Linked DNA regions of Homo sapiens: region 1 is linked to region 2. Evidence: chromatin loops called from intact Hi-C (ENCODE). Cell type or tissue: endothelial cell of umbilical vein. All regions are shown on one strand. Links, peaks and the distances in the headings refer to the core of each region. The heading gives the core; the rest is flanking DNA. Region 1 overlaps BHLHE40 (basic helix-loop-helix family member e40). Region 2 overlaps ITPR1 (inositol 1,4,5-trisphosphate receptor type 1).

Region 1 (13,653 bases), core at 1-5,000, 240 kb after region 2:
CCATTTCACTAGCAGTGACCTGATCAGCTCCCCGTTCCTGGGCCCACACCCACACCAGCCTCCTTTCTGCCTGCCCTTCTACCTGATCCCACCTTCAGCGACTGCCTACCTGCCCATGCTGGAGAAGTGCTGGTATCCCACCTCAGTGCCAGTGCTATACCCAGGCCTCAACGCCTCTGCCGCAGCCCTCTCTAGCTTCATGAACCCAGACAAGATCTCGGCTCCCTTGCTCATGCCCCAGAGACTCCCTTCTCCCTTGCCAGCTCATCCGTCCGTCGACTCTTCTGTCTTGCTCCAAGCTCTGAAGCCAATCCCCCCTTTAAACTTAGAAACCAAAGACTAAACTCTCTAGGGGATCCTGCTGCTTTGCTTTCCTTCCTCGCTACTTCCTAAAAAGCAACAAAAAAGTTTTTGTGAATGCTGCAAGATTGTTGCATTGTGTATACTGAGATAATCTGAGGCATGGAGAGCAGATTCAGGGTGTGTGTGTGTGTGTGTGTGTGTGTATGTGCGTGTGCGTGCACATGTGTGCCTGCGTGTTGGTATAGGACTTTAAAGCTCCTTTTGGCATAGGGAAGTCACGAAGGATTGCTTGACATCAGGAGACTTGGGGGGGATTGTAGCAGACGTCTGGGCTTTTCCCCACCCAGAGAATAGCCCCCTTCGATACACATCAGCTGGATTTTCAAAAGCTTCAAAGTCTTGGTCTGTGAGTCACTCTTCAGTTTGGGAGCTGGGTCTGTGGCTTTGATCAGAAGGTACTTTCAAAAGAGGGCTTTCCAGGGCTCAGCTCCCAACCAGCTGTTAGGACCCCACCCTTTTGCCTTTATTGTCGACGTGACTCACCAGACGTCGGGGAGAGAGAGCAGTCAGACCGAGCTTTCTGCTAACATGGGGAGGTAGCAGGCACTGGCATAGCACGGTAGTGGTTTGGGGAGGTTTCCGCAGGTCTGCTCCCCACCCCTGCCTCGGAAGAATAAAGAGAATGTAGTTCCCTACTCAGGCTTTCGTAGTGATTAGCTTACTAAGGAACTGAAAATGGGCCCCTTGTACAAGCTGAGCTGCCCCGGAGGGAGGGAGGAGTTCCCTGGGCTTCTGGCACCTGTTTCTAGGCCTAACCATTAGTACTTACTGTGCAGGGAACCAAACCAAGGTCTGAGAAATGCGGACACCCCGAGCGAGCACCCCAAAGTGCACAAAGCTGAGTAAAAAGCTGCCCCCTTCAAACAGAACTAGACTCAGTTTTCAATTCCATCCTAAAACTCCTTTTAACCAAGCTTAGCTTCTCAAAGGCCTAACCAAGCCTTGGCACCGCCAGATCCTTTCTGTAGGCTAATTCCTCTTGCCCAACGGCATATGGAGTGTCCTTATTGCTAAAAAGGATTCCGTCTCCTTCAAAGAAGTTTTATTTTTGGTCCAGAGTACTTGTTTTCCCGATGTGTCCAGCCAGCTCCGCAGCAGCTTTTCAAAATGCACTATGCCTGATTGCTGATCGTGTTTTAACTTTTTCTTTTCCTGTTTTTATTTTGGTATTAAGTCGTTGCCTTTATTTGTAAAGCTGTTATAAATATATATTATATAAATATATTAAAAAGGAAAATGTTTCAGATGTTTATTTGTATAATTACTTGATTCACACAGTGAGAAAAAATGAATGTATTCCTGTTTTTGAAGAGAAGAATAATTTTTTTTTTCTCTAGGGAGAGGTACAGTGTTTATATTTTGGAGCCTTCCTGAAGGTGTAAAATTGTAAATATTTTTATCTATGAGTAAATGTTAAGTAGTTGTTTTAAAATACTTAATAAAATAATTCTTTTCCTGTGGAAGAGAAAGATGGTCTCCTGAGTTTTTTAAAATAGCTCACTTGGTGTGATATGGCTGACTCCCATGTCCTTCTTTCTTGGCTGAAGCAAACCAGTTAATCTCAGTGTAATTTCATTCAGCTTTTCATGTGCTTTGTATTCAATCAGAATAAGCTTAGTCAACCTGGCAGGTAAATATTGGTTCAATTTTTGTTTAACCCTTGCCAGGGGTTCATGATCATCCTCTACCTCTTTCCAGAGTTAAGTAAAAAGCATATTTTCCCCTGCCTGCTTTCATCGTGGTCCTTGGAACTTGACAGAAAACCAAGGTATGACACCGTGGGCAGCAGTGTCTGGGGAGCCTGCTGGAGGGAGAGGCACATTGAGAAAAGATTTACTGGATTATTATGCAATACTAATTGATGCTAGGATAGCACCTCTTTGCCAAAGCAGTCTAGCTTTTTCAAATCTAGCAAGGTCTAATGGATTTGCCATATCCTGTCTTATTCCTGCTGGAGGCAACATTCCATAATTATTTTCTACATCCTTCCTGGACTTCCTCTCCGGTATGTTTGTGCGTGAATGCATATTGGGTGTTCCTTCGACAAGTGCTCTTATTTAAAAAAAAAAAAAAAAAATTCCATGGGAAAGGTGGGAAATGACCCTGTCGTGTATTTTTGCCTCTCTCCTTTGCCTTGATTTGCAACATTCCTGTGGGATACTCCCTGTCAGAGGTGTCCTGATGTTTCCTGATGGCCAGCGCCTGACTCAACACGCTCCGGCTCCCAAAGCATCCCAGTCTGCCAGGACTCCCTGGTTGTCTGGAGTACAGCAGGGAAGCTGCCCCTAGGGATTTCTTAGCCAGGCAGAGGCTCCACCTGACCATGAAGACTGTTTGCTTCACATGTCACCTTCCCTGTCTCCTGATGGGCCAGCAGGTGAAAGTGAGCATTGTCTGCTTGTGCTGGATGCATATGGAATGCACGTAACTGTCCCCAGGCCACAGGCTGTTGTGCAAGGAGCCGGGACCAGGAGGTGGAAGCCTGGCATCAATAGCTGGTGGTCTATCACCTCCCTCTCCACGCCTGCTTTTGACTAGATAAAATAAGAATTCCGAGCCCTTCTCACAAGTCCCAGAGCAGGCAGATGGCAAATTCTGTAAGCCACTCTTTCTCCCAGCCCAACGCCTGGGCTTCCAGGTCTCATGCCTGTGAAACACCTCAATTGCTCCATGAGTTGCCAGACCTCTCTAGCTAGACTTTTTTGGAAAAAACCCAACAAATCAAACTTACCCTGGTGATATAGCCGGGGGTTGAAAAATCAAGACCAAACTCTTTTTGCATAACCCTCTCTTTTTCCCAGGCCACTGCAGGAGGAGTAGCTTTGGGGAAAGGAGGAAGTGGTTGGAGCAACCTGAACTAAAAAAAAAGATTTGAGGGTTCCACACACAGTCAACCCAGAATCCCGCTATGGGAACCTGCCCCTGTCAAACAGCGCCTCAAGTTGCAGCTGTCCCTCCACTTCATTTTTTGCTTCCAGCTCGCCCTTAACCTCTCTTCTAGCCCAGTTCTAGCGGCATCCAAATGCGCTCAGAGGGAGGTGCGGGGGAGGGGCGCGCACCCCAGCCTAATGCCCACTGCGGACAAAGAGGACTTCTGTTTAAAAAGCGGGGTGTGTGAGTGTCAGGGGGCGAAGCGCTGGCTCCGGGGCCAAGGAGAGGTGGCAGGAGGCAGGGGAGCGGAGGCTGGGCATCTGGCCGCCTTCAGACAGGGCGTGATCCGCCGGGCCTGCCGGGATGGTCTCACCCAGCGCTGACCTGCCCCGCCTGTTGACACAACGTCACGTTTCCGACTGCAGCCCTTTCATGTGCGGCCCGCGGCTAAAAGCGGCTGCCGGTTCCTGGAAGCAGACGTGCCTGGCACCGCGTCAGCAGAAACCTGATCCCCGGGGAAGCTCGGCAAGGCCTTGGGATCGCTCGGCCCCCAGAACTAGGGCCTGGCAGCGGGCACGGGACGCCCCCCCTCCCTCGCGCCCAGCAGGAGGGAATTCGAGCGCTCCCCGTCGGCGGTGGGGAGGGAGGACTGGGTGGGGTAGGGAGCTGGATTTAGGCAGAGCACGGGGACCAGGGCTTAATTGACTAGAAGCTAGAAGCTTCCCACGGGTCATCGCTCACTAATGCACGTCAAACAACCTAGAAGTATCATTATGGGTACTATTACAATTCACATTTTGTAGATAAATAAAAGCAGGCTCAGAGAGGAGAGGTAACTAGCCCGAGGTCACACAGCTTCTGAGGGGGCTAAACCTTTTGTAGGATGGTGGATCTGTTGGTTTGTGGGTCCCTTAATTGGATCCAAGGAGAAGGCTTTCACAGAGCCGAGTTGTTAATGACTATAATAGTACAAATATGGATATTTATTACTAAGAATAATTACAGCAAATGTGTTTGTGGCATTTACTATTTGCCAGGCACTCTGCAAAGTGCTCTACATACAATAACTTCTTTATCACTGCAAGGCCATGAAGTAGGTAAATTAGTATACAGTTAATGAACTGTAGGCACAGAGAGGTTAAGTAATTTGCTCAAAGTCACACAGCTCCATTGATGACTTGTAAGTTAAACCTAGGAAATTTGGCTGCAAAGTTTATGTGCTTAACTATAAAACCACACTGCCCTTCTAGTTAAGTTAATAATAGTAAAAGTAGTAATAATTACAATTATTACTATCCTGTTTTGAGTACTTTCTTTGTGCCAGGTATCAACCACGTCATGTGAATCGCCTCTACTTATAGCAACTGTGAAGGGTAGATATTAATATGCCCCTTTTTTAAGTAAAAAAAATTTTAAACATGCTCATTTTACAAATGAGGAAACTGGAGTTCAAAGAGGGGAAATGCCTTATCTGAGGTGACACGACACCTAAGGGACAAAGCCATCCTTTTTTCTGGTATGGAACTGCTTCTACGCTGAGCTCCTGTCATGTTGGGCTTTGATACACATTATCTCATTTAATCCTCCAAATAGCCCTGCGGAATAGGTACTATGATGCTCAGCCTGTGGCTGAGATAACCAACCTCAGAATAAAGTTATTTGCCCAAGTCTTTATTTGTTCCTTACCGATGTCCCCACACACCATCTCACAGCGAAGAATGGGCCCATCCTCTGGTTAGAGAAACTAACCCAGCATGACTATCAAGGACTATGGGGGGGGCGGTGGGGGGGCACCCTATAGGTTGACTGTGCGAAGAACCAGAATCTGGGCTTGAAGCAACTATACCAAAGTATTGTGGGCCAGGCACGGTGGCTCATGCCTGTAATCCCAGCACTTTGGGAGGCCTAGGTGGGAGGATCACTTGAGGCTGGGAGTTTGAGACCAGCCTGGGCAACATGGCGAAATCCCATCTCTACAAAAAATACAAAAATTAGCCAGGCGTGGTGGTGCATGCCTGTGGTCCCAGCTACTTGGGAGGCTGAGGTGGGAGGATCACTTGAGCCCAGGAGGCAGAGTTGCAGTGAGCATGATTGCGCCACTGCACTCCAGCCAGGTGACAGAGAGAGACCCTGTTTAAAAAAAAAAAAAAAGTATTCTGCGGGGAAGGGGAGAGATTCCTTTTCTTATGTCTCTCCTAAGATTAGGAAAGGTGTAGGCCTAGGGGACTAGCGAGGTATGAACCCCCTGGGGCAGGGCAGTTCTGCTGGAGGGAGGGAGAGAAGGAGGGAGGCAGAGACTGAGTTCCAAGCTCTCTCTCTGGAAGGGAGCCTCTGCAGGCTCAGAGACCAGGCCACCGCAGCTCCTGTCCCTCTCAGATTTCTTCGGCCCACCCACACCCTAGCCTGTCTCTCCCCTTTGGCCACCACCCCAGTACTTGGTTTGTGAGGGGTATATAAGAGGCTGCCTCGCTTTGTGGAACAGGGCCAGGATCTCAGGTTAGAGAGGAGACAGCATGTGTTGAGTTCCCACATGGTTTCATATGAAGACTGTGTGTTAACGGGATCGGCATGTTCTCCTGAGACCCAGCATTCCCTGAGGTGTCTGCCACGTGGCGTGGAGGGAGGGAAGGCTCCAGGTTTCTCACCCTTCATCAGCAGGAACAGCTTCCTTTTCGTGTCTTACCACTGTAATCGTTTGTTTGAACAAGAGTTTTATTGCTGAAAAGACATCACAAACAAGTTTTGAAGGCCACCAATGACAGCCCCTTCCTCAAGCACTGCCTTCACCTCACTGGCCTCTTTCCCTAGGATCCAGAGGGAGGCTGAGGCCATTCAAAGCCACCCCAACACACACCCCACCCAGCACCACCCCCTGTTTATCCCCAGCCATCTGTTTGGCCCGACAACCACAGCAGAACATGAGCCGGGTGAAGCCTCTCCCATTGGCCATGGAAGCCACTGACATGCTCGTCTCGCGGCTGGGCCATCCAGTCTTGTGATGTGGCTGGATTTGGGCCCAGAAGGTTTCTTCCACTATAGATGGGGCCCTCCCTTCCCTGGGGATTCTCAGCAAAGATGTGGAGGTGGGACATGAGGGTGTCACAAGGCTGCTGGGTAGGGGTGCCAGCCTCAGGCTGGGACCAAAGGAAGTAGGGCAACCAGCCTCTGCTCACCCTAAGTCCTGGCCCTGTTCTCCCACGCCCACACCCACCTTTGAGGAGGCAAAAGGGAATAAACTTGTGCTTATTTGTTGGAAGAGCAAATATGTTTTTTTGAAACCGAATTATGGATGGGGATGTGGGGGTGGGAACTAGGCAAGGGTCTCAGGGGAATCCAAGCAGGAGAAGAAGGAGGGAAAAACCACTCTCTTCTCAGATGGAAAAAAAAAAAACAAAACAAAACAACTGTTTCTTAAAGTTTTAAATAAAATATCTAATATTTTATATCTCTTTTACTGTGGAGAATTTAAAACATATTCAAAAGTAGAAACAACAATAGATGTTTCTCCAAAGAAGATATACAAATGGCCAACAAGTGCATAAAAATATGTTCAATGTCATTAGTCATCAGGGAAATGCAAATCAAAACCACAGTGAGATACCACTTCACACCCTCTAGGATGGGTATGATATTAATAATAATAACAACAAAACAATGGAAAATAACAAAGGTTGTCGAGGATGTGGAGAAGTCTGAAGCTTTTGTATATTGCCAGTGGGAATGTGAAATGATGAAACTACCATAGAAAAAAGTTCGGCATTTCCTCAAAAAGTTAAATATAGAATTACCATATTACCCAATGCCATTTCTAAGAGTTATATACCCAAAAGAATTGAAAACAGGAACGCAAACAAATATATGGACACATGTGTTCATAGCACTGTTCACAAGAGTCAAAAGGTGGAAACAACCTAAATGTCAATCAACAGATAAATGGATAAACAAATTGTGGTGTATACATACAATGAGGTATTATAGAGCCGCAAAAAATTAATAAAGTACTGGTATATGCTACAACACGGATGAATCTCAAAAACATTATGCTAAGTGAAAGAAGGCTGGCAAAAAGTCACGTTACACGGTTCCACTCATATGAAATATACAGAATAAATAAATCCATAGAGACACAATACAGACTGATGGTTGCCAAGGGATGAGGGAGGGAGACAATGGGAATAAAACGGGTACAGGGATTTCACTTTGGAGTGATAGAAATATTTTGGAACTAGGCATGGGGGGTTGCATAGCATTGTGAATGTAATACATGGCATAGACTTATTCACTTTAAAATGGTTAATTATATGTAGATTTCACCTCAATAAATTTTCTTTTAAGTAGATAGAATAGCATAATGAACCCTCCACTTATCAGTCTCCCAGCTTCATTAGTCATTAATTCATGCCCAAGTCAGTTTCATCTGTAATATATACCCATCCACTTCCCCTGCTCATGTATTATTTTGAAGCAAATCCAGATATCATATAATTTCATTTGTAAATATTTCTAAAATATTTAGTATATATCTCTAAAAGATAAGTGTTATAAAATTACTATAATATTATCATACCTAAAAATATTTAACAGTATAAAAAGGCAATTTTTTAGACTAGTTCTCTAAATAAGAATATAGATTGTTTTCAAAATTAAAAAATATAAAAAGTGATCAGAGGCCGGGTGCGGTGGCTCATGCCTGTGATCCCAGCACTTTGGGAGGCCAAGGAGGACAGATCACAAGGTCAGGAGTTTGAGACCAGCCTGGCCAATATGGTGAAACCCAGTCTCTACTAAAAATACAACAATTAGCCAGGCATGGTGGTGGGCGCCTGTAGTCCCAGCTACTCGGGAGGCTGAGGCAGGAGAATCAGTTGAACCCGAGAGGAGGAGGTTGCAGTGAGCCGAGATCGCGCCATTACACTCCAGCCTGGGTGAGAGCAAGACTCCGTCTCAAAAAAGAAAAAAAAAAAAAAGTGATCTGAAAAAAGAAATTGTTCCCTGTCCCTATCCATCATCCTGGTCTCTATGCCTTCACCAAACTCACCCACAAGCAGGCAAGTAGGCACTATTTTAACTACTTTAGAGTTTATTGGCCAGGCATGTTGGTTCATACCTGTATTCTCAGCACTTTGGAAGGCCAAGGTGGGAGGATCACTTGAGCCCAAGAGTTCAAGACCAGTCTGGGCAACATGGCAAGATCCCATCTCCACAAACGATTAAAAACTTACGAGGGTGTGGTGGTGCATGCCTGTAACCCCAGCTACTCAGGAGGCTGAGGTGGGAGGATAGTTTGAGCCTAGGTTGCAGTGAGCCATGATCGTTGCTACTGCACTCCAGCCTGGGTGACAGAGTGAGATCCTGTCTCAAAAAATAATAATAATGTTTTTTAAAATAGAGTTTATTTAGGCATGTGCATATAAATATGGATGTGGGCTGTCATTTGTCCCCTTTTTCCACACAAAAATAGCATGCTGTTCACACTCTTCTGCACTTAGTATGTCTTGAGGAGCTGTCCACGTGAATACATAGAAAGGCTTTTAATTCTTTTTCACAACTGTGCGTATCTCATTGTATAGATGTCCTATAATTTACTTGACTAGTTCCCTATTATGAACATCTGGATTATTTTTTATCTTTTGCTATCACCAGCAGGGTTGCAATGAGTAATTTTATACACAGGTCATTTTGCAAGCGTATAACAGTATTTATGGGGTAAACTCCCACATGGAATTGCTGGGTCAATGTCATGAGCATCTGTCATTCTGATGGGTATCATTCCGTGGGACACAGGTCATACTCCTTTAGAACCCAACGTTGTTGCCTGTCTTGGAGGCATTTGCAAGAGATGTCGGAAAGCTTAGAATATGTATATCTTGAGACCAAATGATTCCACTTCTAGGAGTTATCCTAAATACGATTTTTAAAATTAATTAATTTTTAAATAAAAAATAGAGACAGGGTTTTGCTATGTTGACCAGGCTGGTCTCCAGCTCCTGACCTCAAGCAATCCTCTTGTCTTGGCCTCCCAAAGTGCTGGGATTATAGGCCCGAGCCACCATGCACAGCCAAGAAGTTATTAAACAGGTTTTCAAAGACTAAGCTACAAGATTGGACGTCCTGTGCCATTCATAGGTAAAACAAACAAGGAGGAAAGAAGGGAGGGACAGAGGGAAGGAGAGAATAAGGAAATCAGAAAGATGGCTGAGAAGGAGACTGGTTGAGTAACTTACAGTATGTGCAAGTGCTGGAATGCTAAATAGTCATGAAAAATTATGTTAGGAAAGTAAATTGATTATTGTTTATTTGTTGTAAAGGGAGGAAAAGTAGGCCACAAAATAGTATGTTCAGACTTATCCCATTTTTGAAAAAGAATAATATGTGTGCTTCTAAATGTTCTCTCTGCCTCACTTTGAACAACTGTAAAATGAGGACAATAGTAATTGGCCTACTGAGTTGTGAGGATTAAATGAGTTTCAATGTCTAAGATGCTTAGAACAGTGTCTAGCACAGAGAAAGCTCCATGTCAGGGTTAGCTAAAATTAGTGTTATTGTTATTATTTTTTAGTAATTGTATTATAGTTACAGAGGAAAAAGGTCTGGCAGGCAATACAATAAAATTTTAACCACCTTAGCAGGATTTAGAATTATTGGTTATTGTTCCTTTAAGAATTTTTGCTTTTCTATATTTTCTTTTTTTTTTATTTTACAATGAACATGGTATTTCTGTAATATAGATCATGAAGTGCAACAGAATAAGTGGAGTGGGGGACAAGAATGGAGTTCAAGGTTGTCATGGACATCTGTATCCAGCAGTCCCAGGGGATGATGTGGAAAGGAGAGGCAGGATGCTTTTTTGGTTTTGCCAGCTCAGCCCTGGGCAGGGCCAGCCCTACACCCTGGGAAGAAGGCAACTCCCTTCAAAGGGTGAGTGGAAGATCTAGAGAAAGCTCTCCCTACCCACATGCACATAGGAGCTTTTAACAAGGACCTTAACAATTAGAGAGATGACAAAAGTTTCAAAACAGGTGCAAAGACACTCAATAGGCTGTGAGGGTCCTGGGATGGGGGCTCTAACTCATTCACTGCAGCGCTCCCAGTGCCTAGCTTGAAACAAAGCTGAAATTCAGTCAGTGTTTCCTGAATGAACAAGTGAATCTAGACTCTGCTGTGTGACCTTGGGAAAGTTCTTTCACCTTCCTGAATCTGTTTCCTTATCCATCAAATGGGGATATTAGTGATCTTGTAGAGATTGCCGTGAGGATGAAAAGAAATCCTTATGTAGAATATACAGCATCTAGCTACAGTCAGGTATGTGGTAGGTGCTCAAGCATTTGCTGATTAAATGAATGAAAGGAGCCTGGGCAACATAGCAAAAACTCTGTCTCTACAAATAAAAATTAAAACATTAGCCAGTCATGGTGATACGGACCTGTAGTCCCAGCTACTCAGGAGGCTAAGGTGGGAGGATCTTAGCCTGCAGTGAGCCATGACCACGCCACTGTACTCCAGCCAAGGTGACAGAGTGAGGCCCCATCTCAAAATAAAACTTTAATTTAATTTAAAAATAAAAGAAAATAAAAAAATAAATGAAAAGAAAGAATGACATTTATAGGAACATATTCACTCTAAAGTGTAAGTAACTGACATAACATTATTTCCTGAAAGATGCTTTGTAGAGGGAAAAGCTGAAAGAGATCTCATACACACACACACACACACACACATATATATACACACACACATATATATATGTCTGTGTGTATGAGATCTCTCTGATATATATATATATATCAGACTGTGTGCTAAGTACTGTACTAGGCACTATGCATACATTATCTGGTGCAATCTCCATTTTTACATTTACAGAAATTGAGACTCAGTGAGATTAAGTGACTCACCCAAGGTCACACAGCAAGCAGATGGCACAGACAGGATTTAACTCAACATATGACTCAAAAGTCCTTGCTGAAAGAGCCCAGGATGTCAAAATGGACAGAGGCATGAGGAGGGAAGAGGGTCAGAGATAAGCTTCCCACTCTGTGCACACTGCTGAATTACCCATTAGGTAGACCTAGTGTGTGCTGAAAACACTGGGAAAGCAGCCCCAGCTTCCTTCCATCTCCCCAAAATTGGAAAATAATTTCTTTTTGATATTTCAAAGAAAAACATGGAGATCATCTTATGATTAAAATCAAGGGCTTATTGGGGTTTCTCTAAATTTATTTTAAGCTTTGTGTTTTCAGTTTGCACTTCGTATGGGGAGGAAGGATCAAAATGCTCATGTCTCAGGACCTTAGGGCTTAATTGCCCTGGGGCTTAGAGCCTCTCTAGACCTTATCCAGCAAGGTGACGCTAGCTCTCCAGAGTCTGAGTGGGAGGCAGCATGGACACCCACCTGGCCCCTGCTTCCCCTGGGGCTCACGTGGCTGTGTGAGGGGTGTTTCTTAGGGCAGTGGCCTCAGCTCCCCTGACCCGTGGCTTCTCACAGTCTGCCTTTCAGACAAGGCGCTCACTGTCCCAGCATGTTCCAAGCCACCGGCTCAAGTCCCAGCCAGCCCAGGCCTGTTGCAATGAGTCAGCCTTTCACTGGGGAAAAACGTGGTGACTGGCCTCCAAGTCATTTTTTCCAGCTTGGCCCTTGTCCTGGGCTGGGTTTGGGGAGACCTTCATTTTTCCCTTTGGGATTCGGCTGCCTACGAGGTATTCCCAAGGGTCCCTAGGAAGCAAGGGGGCTGGAATTCCTTTGGGGCAGGTTGAGTTGCTGCAGTTCAGCCAAATGAGGGTCCCTCAAGGTGCCCACCTGGTCTCGCTCCACCTCCCCCTGCTCATATAAGCAAAAGTAGAGGCCACAGAGGGTAAGTTCTTATGGCCCTTACGGTTGTGCCCAGTCATGGGGAGGAGGATAAGAAGAGGAGTTATAAAATAAAGTCCACCTTTGGCATCTTTCACAGGCCATGCTAGCGCAGCAACCTCAGGTACCTGGAGCTTGAGGCACACTTGGCCTCTTATCAACTAGTGGTGCCTTCCTGAAAGATGATGCTCCCTTGGGCCCCTTGAATTTTAAAGCAAGCACCATTACCTTCGGTGAACCTTCCTGCCCCCAGCTCTATGCCAGGGTTCCGGTTTCAGAGCTATTCGCCTTACCATCCCTTCTGACTCACCTCTGGCTTCCCAGGGCTTCGTGAGGCCTCCCCTGCATGGCCAGGCTGATGTGGATTCTCCCTAGTGTGACTGGGTGGGAGGGAGGAAGAGGCAATGACCATTAGTCAAAGGGTGGTGAGGGTGCGTGAGGGCAGGGCTTTGGCCCTCACGGATCCCGCAGTAAATTCACTCTCTCCGGAGGAAACATTGACCTCACTGCTGCTGAAGCCCTTACTTAGAACTTCCTATTCATTTTTGCAATTAGCAAAGATTAACCTCTCAATAATTCATTCATTCAGGGCACAGATAGTTATTGGTACCTTTACATGCCAGGTACTGGGCTTTGGGGCTACAATAGTGCACAGAAGAGTCATGCTCCTGTTTCCTGAAGCCGATAGTCTGAGAGGGACACAGATAGCAACCTGATAATTACACAGATAGATACCAACAATCCAGTATCAATATGCAAGAAGAGCACAGAAGAGCAGACAACAGTGCCTGGAGTGGTCTGGGGTGTTCAGGGAAGGTTTGCCTGAAATAGACGGGTAAGTGGGAGTTGTCTGGTTGAGATGGGGGTCCTGACCCCAAGTACCTAGATAGTGACCTTATTTGGAAATAGGGTTTTTTACAGAGATAATCAAGTTAACATGAGGTCATTAGGGTAGGCCCTAATCTTGACTGGTATTCTTATCAAAAGGGGAAATTTGGACACAGAGACAGACATGCGCACAGGAAGAATGTCACGTGAAGATGAAAGCAGACATCAGGGGGATGCTGGCTGCTTACAAGCCATGGAATGCCGAAGATAGTGAGCCGACACCAGGAGCTAGGAGAGAAGCCTAGAACTGACGCTCCCTCACGGCCTCCAAGGAACCAAATCTGCTGACACCTTGATTTTGAATTTTTAGCTTCCAGAACTTGAGATCACACATTTCTGTTGTTTAACCCACCCCAGCTGTGGTCTTTTGTCAAGGTAGCCGTAGCAGACAAACTCAGTTTTCCAGCAGAGGAAACTGCACATGCAAAAGCCCTGGAAGTGAGGGCAGGGGAGGCGGGTTTGAGAAAAGAGGCCACCCTGGCTGAAATGCAGAGTCAAAAATTCCTTCATCCAGACTGACAGGGAAGCAGATCAGTGTGGGCACCTCAGGCGACTATTAAAATAGCAATAAAAATAACTACCTCGAAGGTGTGTAGAGTGTACCAGATAAGCCTGGGGAGGCAGGAAGTGACTAGAGCTATGCAGGGGCTTCCCTGTAGGGGTAGAAGTGGAGCCTTTAACCTTAA
Region 2 (14,886 bases), core at 3,621-8,620:
TGAAAACTGATAAAACACTGAGAATACGCAAAGGAAACTGGCCTAAGATCTGGCACATAGTGGGCACTCCATAAATGTTTGTTGAATAAGTAAATGATTGCATGAAGTTTATTTACAGTTTTTATCCAAGATTGTAGGGGATCTCATCACAAGATGACCAAAGAGTTTGAACTGTGTGTGCTATTTAGAAGATTTAACTTTTATGTATCTATAGATACCACAGCTGTTGCTTCTGATAAATTTACCTACCTTTTAACTGAAAGTTTAATAAAGCCAAATCAATTTGAAATACTAGAGATACCAGGCTATGTTAGTCAGAAATGAATAGATGACTTTTTGAAAGGTAGGTATGATATATATTTAAAACTAATAATAAAAACTCAAATTCTATTTCTAGTTCACTTTTTATAGATGTCCTTAAAAAACAATTTTCATGATTTTTTCTTCCACAACAGTCATCTTAGAACATGAATTTTAATAATACATAAATAACATAACTTTTATATATGATCCCTTTAAATATTTTTAATACCTCCTTTATGCACTCTTCCTTCTTTGTTAGCTCTCTGAATAAGAGTTTTTTTTTTGGACGTGTATCTATGTACAGACTCGTGTACACATACACACACACATATGTTTTGATAAAAGCTTTATTGAGATATAATCCACATACTGTAAAATTCACCCTGATGTATATATTTGACCTGACATATTCTTGGCCTTGAACTGAAATTCGGAGTCTCGGTTAATGAAGTCTTGGTTCTTTGTGCAACTTTGTAAAGGGCGTTTCTTCCTGTGAGTCAGTGTGCCCCCGGCCAGGGTGCCTGGCTTGGCAGGTGCAGCACAGGTGAGATTTCAGTCCCTGCCTGCTCCTCCAGCCAGCACCCTTGTGCCTTGGCACAACCTGTGCAGCCAACTGCGGTGGCCCTTTTCTTTCGCCTTCCAATCCCCGCTTCCCCCAACGTACACTTTTGAAGTTCATTGTCACGTGTTGCACCAGGTTGGGATTTGGGACAATGAGTGAGGCACCTGGGCCAGTGGCAAGGCCCACTGCTTGTCTAAGTTGTCACGTGGGCACGAGTCGTACACGTTGGGATTGCTTTTTATTTTGTCATGTGTGTGTGGGTGGGTCCTGCAGTCCTTCTCATCAATGGAATGTTGCCCAGCCACTGCTGTGTTCTGGGCTCCTGTGTTGGGAGGAAGCAGAGCTGAAATGCTCCTTGTCTTAGAACCACATGATTTCCTGTGATTAGAGCAGTTGAACTGAATAGTCATTGAGCCCTTTCTGCGTATGTGCTGCTATACCAGGGGCGATGATGGGGCAGTGGTTTCCAGACATGGGAGCCAGTTCGTCTGTGAGGATTTTCTCCAGGCATAGTCAAGTGTGGAAAATGAGGACAATGTGGTGAACTTTTCATAAACCAATGGATTCAGGTTGAAGACCTGGCCATTTTTTTCTGAGATTATATCTCTCCAATCTTTATCCTTAGCCACAGTGTCTTCTTTAATGAAATGGTGTTGATTATGGATGATAGATTTTTTTTTTCTGTTGGCCAAATTAGAAGTTGGAAACCCTAGGTTGTTATTCCTTCCCTTCCCCAAATTTCAAAGCTTTACCAGTTTGAGAAATCCCAGAATCTCAGTCCTCAAGAAATTGAACCTCTAACAAGGATACGTGGATGTGCACATACGATGCTATGTCTCAAGGATGACATTTAGTGCCCTCCAAGAAGTAGAAGTGATGCCGGGGAACCACCAAGGAAGAAGGACCAGCATCTCTCTGGGGAGCCTGCAGACGGTCTGTGGATGAAATGGGCTTTCAAGGATGGACATGGGACTGAAAGGGGGAAATTGGGCATGGACCTGGGGCATAAGGAATCTTTGTCATATTCCATGGTAGAGAGGGCCCAGAGGTGTGAGAGCAGCAGTTGGGTTTCCAGAACAGCGGTTGGGTCTTTCAGACCGAGGAGTGCTATGTAGAAGTGAAGGGCCTTGGATGGGGGTTGGGGTTCATATATAGGAGCAGTGCAGCCCTCCAAGGGGCTTTGGAGCTGTAACGGAGGACTATACACCTGGCAGTAGAGGACAGGTAAACTGAGGAAAGCAGGGTCCCAAGGAGGCAGTCTAAGAATTAAAAAGTTAATGGGCAGTAATTTGTGGAAGAGCTGATGAGAACCTGAACTTAAATCTCTGATAAAAGAGTTCATATCTTGGGAGAGGATATTTTCTCATAATGGCACAAGAGAGCTCTCTGGGTGCTGGAAACATATTCGACCTCTTTGTTTGGGTGGTGGTTACATGACTGTGCACATGTTTAAAACTCCGTGATCGTATCCTTTGCTGGGACACGGATGGAGCTGGAGACCATTATCCTTAGCAAAATAACACAGGAACAGAAAATCAAATACCGCATGTTCTCAGTTATAAGTGGGAGCTAAGTGACAGGAACACATGGACACTTATAGGGGGAACGACGCCCACTGGGGCTTTTCGGAAGGTGGAGGTCGGAAGGAGGGAGAGGATGGAAAAATAACTAATGGGTACTAGGTTTAATACCAGAGTGGTGAAGCAATCTATGTGATAAACCCCAGTGACACAAGCTTACCTATGTAACCTGCAATTGCAACCCTGAATTTAAAATAAAAGTTTAAAAAAGAAAAAAAACAACAACTCAGTAAGCCATATGCTTAAAATTAGTGTGCTTTACTGTACCTATGTTATATGTCAATCAACAAATAAAAGAAATGAGGGCAGGGAATGAGACTCTGAACCTTGCTGGGACTAAAGGGGTGGGGGTGAGGGACAGGATGTCACAAACAGAGACCCTGTCACTCCTTGCACCAGGCCCAGGCCTGGACCTGCTGATACTTGGTAAATGTTGGCTGAAATGGCGTCTGATTAGACGTGGAAGAGAAGTCAGAGGCCCCATTCGGTTCTGGGCTTGGCATCGGGATGACCAGGTGCACAAAGGCACCATTAATTAAGGACTAACAATGAAGTATAGTGGCTGGTGGGGCTGAGGGCCGCCAGCACTGAGGCTCCTGGGGAGACGATGTCTGTGGCTCTGGTGAGATGCCATGTTTTTCACGGAGCACCCTGATGGTGACGGCCAGGCACACAGAAGCTGTTTTTCCTTCAAGTTCTTTATCTTGTAAGGTCATTATGAATATTAGTTTCATGGTTTCACACATTTATTACTCATACACCCAGGCTGTAGATGAAATGCCATGATGGAGTTACCGCAGTTCAGCCACGTGTGGAGCAGGGATGTTTTCTCTTGGGGGAACGCAGGGGTGGTGTGGGGGCCTGTGGATCCATGCCAGGATGGAAGGGTGCGGGTGTGGCCGCACGCACATGCTGTTTTCTCCTCCCCGCTTCTGTGACCCCTGGGGGGCCCAGTCTAACCCAGTGTCTCACAGGAGGCCGATGGTTCCAGGAAAATGCCTTCTAGCCTAGACTTGACTTGTCAGAGCCCCTTGGCCCCAAGCTTCTCTTTCTCTGGAGAAAATGATGTGGAACTAGGGTTGTGTCTGGGGCCAGTTAAGGACAGGAACCTTGAAGCCCCAGGGGGAGTGATTCAGAGTTTCGTCTTGCTGTTGAGAAGTTGGTTCAGAGTAGTAAGTGGCCAGCTGGGAAGTGAGCCTGACTTGGGCTAAGACCACAGTGTGGCAATTAATGATTGCTGAGATGCTTTGCTCCACTGAAGACATGGTGGGTTCTTGCCGGAGCTGGTGGAGCACGGTCACTTCCTGTTCGGTGCACCATGGAGGGTCTCAGGAAGGGAAATGGGTCTGTGGTCAGCTGGCCTTCTTGAGATCCATGTTTCCTGATGACAGGTGGTAGAAAGGGGAGTTGCAGGGAAGCAGGCAGGCCTACACAGTTCCAGAAATGTATACAGTCTGCCCTCTGTGTTTGTCGGTTCTGCATCTGTGGATTCAACCAACTGCAGATTTAAAATATTTAGGGAACGCTGGGCACAGTGGCTCAAGGAAACAGAAACTCAAGGAGGTTATGACTTACTCAGAGTTCCAGAGCTGGACAAAACCCATGATAAAATATCCTGTACCTCTTGTCCGTCCCACCTCCACCTGTAGTTATCTGTCACTGAATAACCACCTAAAAATTTAATAGCCTAAAGCAATGGCCATTTTGGTGCCTAGCATGATTCTGTGAGCTTGGGCTCAGCTGGGTGGTTCTTTTGCTCTGTGTGATCTTGGCTGGGTCTGCAACCATCAGGGGGTTGACTGGTCTTAGAACAGCTTACGTGGTCACTCATATGACTGTGGCCATTGGTGCTGGTCCTTTGCTGAGAGCTCAGCTGGGGGTACTGCCTGGAGTGCCTTGGTTCTCTGTGTGGTTTGGGCTTCTTAGAACATGGTGACTGGGTTCTGAGAAACAGTGTTTCAAGAAGCAGGAAGTGGAAGCTACTAGCCTTTTCAAAGCCTGGGTTTAGAATTCCTAGAATATCACTTCTATCACATTCTATTGGTCAAAGCCAGACATGAGGCCAGCCCCATTTCAAAGGCGGGGAGAAAAACTCCACCTCTTATTGTGAGGAGGGTACATGTATAAAAAGAGAGAATTGTTGGGGACCACCTTTGGGGACTGGCTTCCTCACCACCACCCCCATTATAATCGATTGAGCACCTACCATGGGTCAGCCAGGCCCCCAAGCTGGATGCTACAGCTGCAGGAAAGGGAGACACCATTGTCTCTGCAGTTGAGGAGTTTGGATCTCCCTGGATACTAAATCCCTTCTTTGCAAAAGTGTTGACTCTTGTCTTTCTCCTTTTGGATGTTGTAAGAAAATTCAGTCCTGCCTTAGGATAAGCTCACTGGGAATCACAGCACTCCAGAAATTCTAGATTTCATTGTCCAGACCCTAGAGGATTCAATTTATGGGAATCCACAAATAATGACATACAGTGCTTGCTAGGCACTCTCATGGAGGGTTTGCTCCCTTATTATGAAACCCTGTCATCCATCACATCATCACCTAAAGCCCTGAAATGCCTGGAAGCCAAATACAGGTTACTTCCCAGTCTGGCATAATGGACTCCCAGGGGTGGTGTCCCCAGGTCTCCCAGCATCTTTTCTTCCTGCCCCGGCTCCTGCAATGGTGATAACATCTGAGGGTAGATCGTGACTCCCAGACTTCTCCTACCTGGCTGCCATCAGAGCAGGCTTCACATTGAACCCTCCGCTTATGGGAACAAGGAGACAGTACCACAGCCCGTGGATTTTCCAGAAACGGGTGACACGTTGTCAGGTGATAGGATCACGCTTGTCTTGAAGAGAACTTCCGGCTTTCTTTCTCCCCACTCTGGTGCCACCCGCTTCCTGTCAGCCCCCAGAAGAAATATTTCCTTGTGGCTTGATGTTTTGTAGCAAGTGGGAAACTATAAAATAAGCATTTGCTTATGAATTAATTTTTGGCACACATGGGGCTCAGCAGGGCTCACGGCACTTTCATATCCGTCCTTCGAGTCCTTGCCAATTTCTATGTTCCTTCCTCCTAAGATGTTCCCACCAGCGCCTGGGGGAAGTTCCCTTCGCTTCCTCTTCCTTACAGAAGGACAGGGGCTGTCCTTACCTGGAATGAAGAGGAGGACAGGCTATCTTTGGACATACCTCGTTTTTTATTTTTGTTTTTTTTAAGCCAATACAGATGTTTTGGGATATATATGCTGACATGACCATAGAGAACCTCCTAGCACATTATGGGGATAGATAGTTAAACATTTTTTTGGACTAATTGCTTCTGGTTTCAGAAGCACTGGGAATTTCATGTATCAAATGGCTGCCCACGTCTATTCCTATGCCAAAGTCTAGTCTACAGACACACCCGAAAAGGGTTTTCTTTTCTGCACGTAAGCAGCTAGAGATGGAAAATGTGAGAAGTGCTCCGTCAGGAAACTGGCCTGCAAATTCAGCAGAGAGAGTGATCCCTGGTTCATGAGGCCTTTCCTACACCACACTCTTTTTTTTTTTTTGAGGTTGGCTTAAGAAATCAGCCCAAGAACAAGTGTTAGATAGGAAATCTCACATCCCTTCCGGAAGTCACCAACACAGTGTGGGAGGGACACGTTGGTTGGGCTATCTCTGACCCCAGTTAGCAAAGAGATGAGGGCGGAAAGGGCAATTTGATTTGCCTCTGCTGGAAATGGAAGGCCAGTTTGTGAGGAAGATCAGCCTTGGTTTGACAGGGCAGTCACCCTGAGGAGGAGGAAAAGATTGGTGTGTGAGCAAGTTACGTAAATGGGTGTTGTTTTTGGCAGGGAAGTCAGGAATGAGTCACTTCTGAGCGGTGTTTTCTAACCTCAGGTTTTATCCATGTGGGAAAGGAGTGAAGCCAGCAGTGGAGTCAGGGCAGCTCTCCTCCTGCACGTGGGGGTTCGAGAGCTGTTGGCATTAAAGAAAGAGGGAGGCAGTGACTTGTCCCCAGCAGGCGTCCCCAGAGACACTGCCCTTCTGCGGAAGCTGTGAGGGGTCAGCAAAGCCACCCCAGGTTGGCTCAAGGACCAGCTTGGCTCCTTTGAGAAATGGTGGCGTAAAGGTTAGGGACTCAGGGAGGACCCCCTGGAAGGAGAGAGCCTATCAACTGCGGGCCTCCAGACCACAATATTTGTGCTGGAATTCCAGCTCTGCCCCTGCCAGCCTTCAGTGACCTTGGGGTTTGTCAGGGCCACTTTGAAACTCAGTTTCCTCATCTGCAAAATGAGGGTTGGAAAAGCCTAGTCCCTTCCTTATGGAGTTACGAAGAACATGAGGGTAAAGTGTGTGGTCCGGTAGACAAGTGGAGCTGCTGCCAGGGCTGCTGATTCTGTGGTGTGGGTACAGCCTGGGCTCAAGCCCTGCCTCCTATATGCCCACCTCAGGACTCCTGGCGAAGTCCACCTCACTCATCCCACTGGTTCCTGACTTGGAGAATAGGATGGTGACGGTTCCCACCTCAGAGAACTCCTGAGATGTTTTCACAGACTATTTATAGAAAGCACCTCACGTGGCATCTGGCCAATACAAAGATCTCAAGATGATGTGGTTCTTATTTTTATTTGTTCATATATATTTTTAAGAGATAGGGTCTTGCTATGTTGCTGAGGCTAGACTTGAACTCCTGGGCTCAAGCATTCCTCCTCCCTCAGCCTCCTGAGTAGCTGGGACTATAGGTGCGGACCACCATGCTCGGTTCTAATTAATAATATTTTTATTTATTTTAAATACATGCTGTATTTTGTGAAATGTGTTTTCTGTCTAAAATCCTACTTCTGATATTTTCTATTTTTGCATAGTGGTTTATCATCCAGCAGGCCTGGGGGACGCTCTGTCTTATGTTATTTTCACACTCAATTGACCCAAGTCCTTCTGACTGTATATTAAAAATGATTTTAGAACTCCAGGACATTGGGAAATTTCATTGCCTTGAGTACAGGTTATTTAGGTTGGTGCAAAAGTAATTGCGGTTTTTGCCACTAATAGTAATGAGAGACATTCTGGGATGAAGCAGAAAGAAAAACAGCAATCTAGTCACTTCTTTGTGGTTTGAAGTGCTCCCTGGCCCAGGCCATTGTCTTGTCTGTCCTTTTTTCCTTTCCTTTCTTTCCCTCCTTCTCTTCCTTTCCTCCTACTTTATCTGCCTTTGACCTGAACACCTCACACCCTTCTTCACCATTCCCAGGAAACTGGACTGTTATTGAACAGGAGTCCTTGAGGATTATTGGTCTAAATCCAGGTCTTAAGGAGGAAGCTCAAAATTCAAAAGTCGTTACATTCTTAGGCATATCAGACTTGAGTGAGCCCTCCTGCAGAAGAAGATGGCAGTTCCCACAACTCTGCCCTGGTCATCCTTAGCGCAGCTCTCTGAGTGACGGCAGACAGTAGGTAATGCATGCACCTACTGGCATTCAGTTTCCCAGTTCGGGGCAAGAAATTACTGCAAGACTTGTCAGCATCATTCATCTGTGAGTCCCTCCAGGTTGGTGATAAGAGGCACAATCCCTTTGAGGTGGTCCCAGGGGAGAATGTGCATCCTGGTTCATGCTTCCAGAGGAGCTGGAGACCCAGCGTGATTTTTCTTATTTCCTGAGTAGCAGAGCCAACAATATGGGCAGAAGTGGACAGTTACATACATCTGCTTGTCTGGCCTTCCATGAGAGGACTACAGTTGTTGAGGGGGAAGGGGGAGGGGAAGAACTTTGGAAGCAGAATGTTAATCTCCTTCCTTTCTGCGAAACCTAGAAGCAGGAATTTGTTTCTTGTTCGTTTGTCTGTTTGTTTGTTTGTTTGAGACGGAGTCTCACTATGTCACCCAAGCTGGAGTGCAGTGGCGCGATCTCAGCTCACTGCAACCTCCGCCTCATGGGTTCAAGCAATTCTCCTGTCTCAGCCTCCTGAGTAGCTGGGACTACAGGTGCCCACCCCCACGCCCAGCTAATTTTTTGTATTTTTAGTAGAGACGGGGTTTCTACATGTTGGCCAGGCTGGTCTTGAGCTCCAGACGTCAAGTGATCCGCCCGCCTCAGCCTCCCAAAGTGCTGGGATTACAGGCGTGAGCCACCACGCTGGCTAGGAATTTGTTTCTAAGAGGAGATGTCTTCAGAGAGAACCTCAGGTTTTCCACAGTCTCCAAAATTTTACTAAAAGTGCAGAGAAAAATGACAGAGAAGACCTGGAAATTTTTGTAAAGTGAGGCATCAATTCATTTTATCCCACTGAATCCTCAACAGGTCCAGATATTCCTTATTTCTTTCTCTTCCTTCTGGTCTAGCAAGAGGTCTGTGCTCTTCCTAACTTTCTTTAGTGACTTCCGAGTGTGAGATGCCTCTTGGGAACTGCCAGGCAGAGGATTGGTCAGTCTTCCTCTGGAGGTTCAGGGATTAGTAAATGGTAGCCCACGGGAAAAATCCAGACAGCTGCCTGTGTTTGTAGATAAAGTTTTATTGGTGCATAGCTGCAGTTTTTCCTTTGGGATTGTCCTAACTGCTTTCCTGCTTCAGGGGCAGAGTTGAGTAGTTGTGACAGATAGCTGCAATGACCCTCAGCGTGTGAAATGTTTACCATTTGGCCCTTTGGAAAAATGTTTGCTGACCCTAGGGTTTGTTTAATCTTTACTATGTAGATGTTAAACTGCCTAAGGGAAAGAACCACAGTATTTCCCCTTTGTTCTGTGCTCCTCATCCCCTGGTATGGCAATTTTTAAGTAAATATTCACCAGATGAGCAATATCCTAAGTCCCAAGATATGTTGGCCACTTACTCAGCTAATAAATGGGAATTCAGGGAAACAGGCTGGGGCCTCCCTCCCTCCCTTCCTCCCTCTCTGTCTCCCTCCCTCCTTCCTTCCTTCCTTCCTTCCTTCCTTCCTTCCTTCCTTCCTTCCTTCCCTCCCTCCCTCCTTCCTTCCTTCGTTCCCCTCTTTCCCTCCTTCTCTCCTTCTCTTTCCTTCCTTCCTCCTTCCCTTTCTTTTCTTCTTTATCTCTTTCTTTTCCTTTCTCTTTCTGTGTTTTCTTTCTTTCTCTCTCTTTCTCACTGTCTTTTTTTTTTCTTTCCCTCCTTCCCTCCCTCCCTCTCTTCCTCCCTCCCTTCTTTCCTTCCCTTCCTTTCCCCTTTTCCTTCATTTTTTTCTTTCTTTTCTTTCTTCCTTTTGGTGGGAGCAGACAGGGTTGTTTTTTAAAAGACGTTTTCTTCCCTAGAGTCATCTCTGCTCTCCCCACATAGCCTCTGCCAGGATGTACTCCATCACCCCAGTTTACTATCTTTCAACACAGATTCGGGACGCAGACAAAGCAGGACATTCCTTAGGAAATTGTATATGTAGCCTGAGAGTCCAGACACCTGCGATTACAGACTTTGGATCTGTGAGCCCCCTCTGACCGTCCTACCCCAAAGCATCATGGTTTCAGGTTAGTCACTCCCTTATGGCTTAATGCTGTGCTATTTCTGTGCCTCCTACAAACGTTTTCCTAGTGGTAAACACAGGGACTTCTCAGGGCATATACGGTTGACCTTAAAACATCTGAAATGTTTTGAGGCCCCATCTCCAGCCTGTTTGCCTTCTTTTTCTACCGATCCCCTTGGGTAATCTCATCTACTGCCCAGGCCTCCAGCAGCCATTTATGCCAACACCTCCCAAAGATACAGCTCTCGGTCCCACCTCTCTGCCGATTTCTAGATTTCTGCTCAAATCCCTGATGGGCATCTCCACTTGTGTTAGCTATAAGTTAGCAGGACCCCATGACACTGTCATCTCCCTTCCTCCATTCTATTTGCCCTCTCGTGTTCCATAGCTTTCTCAGTGGACTCACCACCAGCCAAGGATACCCAAGCTAGAAGCTTTGCAGTCATCAGACTTCTTTTTCTCTTGCTTTTCTCCAGGAACTAATCTGTGCCCACTCTACCTCCTGGGAGTTTAACCATTGTTAGGACTTATAATGAGCCAGATAGTTGGCACTGTGAATTCAGAGTGGCCCAGCTGGGAATGGAGGAGCAGCGGTTTGAAACTAGGCACTGTTACTTCAGGATTCATATTCTTGACCACCAGGCTCGACCGCCTGCCAGCATAGGGCTGCTGAGATCTGCACCTGTCAGCCTTTTTGCCTGGATAACTGAGATAGCCTTTTAGTGGCCTCCTGCCTCTGGGCATTTCTCTCTTCCACGCGGTTGTCAGTGATGCCCCCCAAATGGAACCCTCACTACCTGCTTCCCCATCTGAACAGCCTTCTGTGGAGTATGGAGCCCATGGCCACCCTGATGGAACCCATCAGTGCCTCACGTGGTCTGGCCCCACCTGGGTTTCTCCACTCACTCCCCTACGCTTATTGTCCTGCAGCTGCAACTCATGCCTGCCAATCCCCAGCGGGGCCATGAACTCAGATGCCTTTGCTTCATGTGGGACGTGCCCTCATTCCCTTTGGCAGGCTCCCCAAGCCCTGATTGAAATGTCTCCTACTCTAGAAACTTCCTCTTGATCCCCTGAGGCAGAGATAATGGGTTGTGCTTCATTTACTGTAGTAATGACCACACTTCAACTGGAGCTTGACTGTAAGACCCGAGGGGGCAGAGACCAAGTCTGTCTTCACTCCGAGTCCCCTCGAGGAGCCTCCACACGTGCTGGATGAAAGGTCCTCAGTGTGTACATGATGAATCAGTGTGGATACTCCTACTGTATAAACTATTCTGGGAATTCACTGAGATAATATGTGGAAGGCACTCAGCTCAGCATGGAGCTTTTAACACATCGTAACAGCTCATCCAAAGCAACTCTGCTTACTTTTTGGTTGTTTATCTTCCCTCACCCACTAACTCGCCCAAGGGTGCACTTTCTTCCGGGGTCAAGTCTCCATCTGACTCCCCAGCACTCAGACTGTAAATGTAGAGATAGAAGTTCTGACCCAGTGTGGCCACCGTGTTACTTTAGCCTTCTTACCATTTTTGAATAGAAACATGAGGATGTGAAATGTGAACTTGTGTTGTTGATGATTATTGCCATTTTAAAGGGGACCTTCTTTAGGTGTGGGAGGGAATTGATCTGAGCCCATGGGAAATACATGTCAACTTGGAGAAATAGCCTTATGATGGCAGCAGTCCTCTTTTCTTCTTCTTTGTAATAATGATGGACAGTAGTGGTAACAAGTGCTCATGTACCACGGGCTAGCCAGGCGCCCTCACTGCATGGTCTCATCCATCTTCCTGGGGCGCCTATGTAGTAGGTACTGTTTTGATCCCTTTCTGCTAATGAGGAAATAGAGGATCCGAGAGGTCAGGTTATATGCTCAGAGTCACAGAGCCAGCTGGTAGTTGTTCCAGGGTTTGTTTTCTGCCAGAACGTGAGTTTGTAACCTCTCTACCATGCCGCCTCCTTACTCCACCAATTTTCCAGGCACAGACATGGCCGCTTCAAGGACTTTGCGTCTGTTTGCCAGGCAGATTGGAAGTTGTGCCTCCACATTTTGTTTTCTTTGGTAGTGGAGTCTTTGTGGGAGACACTGTGCCCTCCTGATAATCAGAAGGCAGCTCGAGTGGTCAGTGTATTTGCTTTGTTTATAAGGTCTGCCCATGAATTCTGGAGGAGGAAATCATGAAAGACTTTTCCTTTCAGACTGGGCATCTCATTTGCCAAATGACAATTATGTGTGCTACATACATGTACTTCCAGCAAGTTCCAGGTTCCCAGGTCTTAGGAAAGTTAATGACAGGAAGACTGTCCTACAGAACTTCCTCACTGTGGAAGAGATTGACAGCAGCTCATCTAATTAGGGCCGTTATGAAAAGTTGGATTAATAGCGATTTTTGTTTTTCGCTTGCGTCTAAAGAAGCATATGTTCTTTGGCATCATGTGATGGTTATTAGATCTCAGCTTTTGCCCGTTTTGCTCAGAGAAGCTAAATGCACCAGATACTCCCCACATCTGAGTCTTTACTGGTTGAAGAATATTCATGTTTGGGCGAAGGGAAAGGGAGGAAGGTCTTCTCATTTTATAAAGTGCCCAGCACTGTGCGTGGAGCCAGTAGGTACTCTATCTGGGCTACATGGAATAGTCCCAATTGCAGATGAGGAAACTGAGTCTGAAAAAAGCCATGTGTCTTACCCAAAGTCACCCAGTTGGCAGAGCTGGGATTTGAACACAAGGCCCTCAGAAGTCTCTCAGCTTTCTCCCATGCTAGCCAGCCTTTAAGTTACATGAGTACAATGTGAGGGAGCTATTCAGTGCCCTGTACCCACTTTGGAGCTCTGCCTACTAGAGAGCAGTGTCTATCTTGTTTTCGTTTGGGGTGGGAACAGGCTGCACTGGTTATTTGATCTGAGAAGCAAGTAGTCACTGCTTGGTTAGCCAATGAGTTTTAAAGGTAGACCTTTAAAATGGAGTGGAATGGAAGCACATTTTTTTTTAATAACAATGCATGAGCTTTTCCTTAATTTCTGCTGGTGTCTTTCTTGTGGGTAGCTTCCTCACAATTGTTAGAGGAGAGCTTGTCCCCGACAGAAGAAAGGCTCTTCCTCAGTTATCGTTTCTGTAGGTTTTCTGGAATTCATCTTGAGGGTAAGAGTGAAGGCTGGGATGCACTGCAGATAGCTATTGCAAACCCCTCTACTATTTCCGATTAGTGGATACGTGTGTGAGTTGTATGCCTGTCTTATATTTACAAGAGGAAGTATCCCGTTTAATTTTACTTTCACACCAAAAACCCAAGTGTTAAGAGAACGCGGTGTTTTAACACTCCCTCGGTTATCAGCTGCAGAGCGGAGGTTGTATATTGTCACATACAGTTTTTGGAGTATGTTTCTACATTTGTTACCTGGCAACATTGCTGCACTGGGACGCGAAGTTGTATTGGTTCCCAGCAGACCCTCGCTGTTCGTACTGTAGAAGGCAGAAGTTGTTTTCCTCCGCGGGGATTTAGAAGAGAAGGCACAAGGCTAGTGGGGTTTGGCTGACAGATGGGCTGATGCGCTTCGGTGACATGACCCAGAACCAGGCACTGGGCAGGGGATGTGGACTCTTGTCCTGTCCCAACAACAGCTCCCTGTAATGCAAGGTCACGTGGTAGACAAGGGTTAGTATTAGGTAACCTTGAATACTAATTCGTGATTCTTTATCTTCTCAAAGTAAAAACAAAAGAACAAACTTTTGTTCTGGTCATTTTATGAGTCATCTGAGCACTTGCAGAACCATAATGGCAAATAGCTAATACATGGCACCTTTTCAGTTGCTCACATTGGATACCCAATTCCCTGCCTTCATTTATGCATTATTGTGGTTTTGACCACCTACTGGTTCTGATGAGAGAGGAAATCCCGTAGTAGGAGTGATAGCCAGAGCATCTCTTGCTGAGGTGACCCCCTGAGCTGATTATAGCCCTATGGGGTATTTTGTTTTGCTGATACATAATACATTGAAAACACTGTATATAGAATTTTTTGAATGCTTAAGTGGGGCCTCCATATACACTGAGATCATTTTATCCCCCTACCTTCCACTGCACTTCACTGACACTTAACCCCGAAGACATTTGCATTGGAAACTTCGCATTATCTGTTTGAAAGTCCTCTCAGTTCAAGCCACACATTCTAAGACTCAGCAAAAGCTTATTGACACCAAGGGCATTGAATTCACCAGCACCTGTAACGTTTCTTGAAGAATGCTTGCTAGGGAAAAGTTCCCATGGTAACTGTTTTTAAAAGAGTTTTGTAGCATCAACAGGTTAGACAGGAAGTCAAAATCATGGAGCTCAGCAGCATCCCCTATAAGCACGTGCTCCTTTTTAACCACCCCTAACAAAGACACTGAAGCACCCTGTTCATAAGCCCTGATGGGCACTGGAGGGTCTGGCCAGGTTGGGCTGGATTTCAGGGGACCTGATTTGTGTTTCCCTGTGCAGTGCTCGTTTCCATCACCATCTTTAAGGAGGAGGCCTTTTCCATCCACTGGACTCTTACCATCGTGCCTGTTAAGGAACAAAAAGACAACTGCTTAGGCCTGGAGGGTATGTGGAAACCACCAGTTACCTTTGAATATACCTGTGGTGCTCGAACCTCCTTTAGAAAACCCAAGATGCCATTTTAATGATGCTTTGCTCTTGGGTATCAAATTTACTCCTTAATTTACCTCAGGAGATGTTCTAAGAGGAAGCCACAAGATTCCATACCTGCTGTTGTTGTTTTAGAGCTGGTGGATTTTTTTTTTTTTAATCCGCGGAGGAGGACTTGACCCTGTGGGTTCCTAACTTGGATGGCCATGCAGAGCACCCTTAACTTGGAAATCTATATCCTGCTGTTTAAACTTCAAGATGATTCCTATCTGGATTAAAGTCCTCAACCAGCAGGCCGAGGCAAACTCTAAAGAAAAACAAGGTCATGCTGCATTTTTTTTTGGTAAGCACAGGAATCA

What was found. Hi-C counts contacts between places; a loop is a spot of excess contacts. Peaks named below come from ENCODE experiments on the same cell type or tissue, not always from the same donor. Only the 100,000 strongest peaks of a DNase experiment are listed, where the experiment ranks them.
Region 1: a loop joins it to region 2, with 4 times the contacts of the local background. A loop is called at or near these places in 29 of 110 quality-filtered maps.

The regions. Positions count from the first base shown.
Region 1 is chr3:4,983,350-4,997,002 of GRCh38, forward strand. It overlaps BHLHE40 (basic helix-loop-helix family member e40), which reads left to right. Exons shown (of 5, transcript NM_003670.3): 5 at 1-1,974. The coding sequence ends at 343. Among named protein-coding and RNA genes, the nearest start is that of BHLHE40-AS1, 10 kb to the left of the region's middle. RefSeq lists enhancers at 1-520, 381-430, 611-790, 1,221-1,280, 1,291-1,350 and 5 more. In endothelial cell of umbilical vein, for the core only: no CTCF peak of the experiment used is centred there; DNase peaks (open chromatin) are centred at 812, 2,462 and 3,702; H3K4me3 peaks cover 1,649 bases; H3K27ac peaks cover 4,840 bases.
Region 2 is chr3:4,735,568-4,750,453 of GRCh38, forward strand. The region is part of intron 44 of ITPR1 (inositol 1,4,5-trisphosphate receptor type 1); the gene reads left to right. EGOT (eosinophil granule ontogeny transcript) reads right to left here. Exons shown (of 2, transcript NR_004428.1): 2 at 13,625-14,443. Among named protein-coding and RNA genes, the nearest start is that of EGOT, 8.6 kb to the right of the region's middle. RefSeq lists a silencer at 13,222-13,414 and an enhancer at 14,076-14,145. In endothelial cell of umbilical vein, for the core only: no CTCF peak of the experiment used is centred there; DNase peaks (open chromatin) are centred at 6,244 and 6,984; H3K27ac peaks cover 2,251 bases.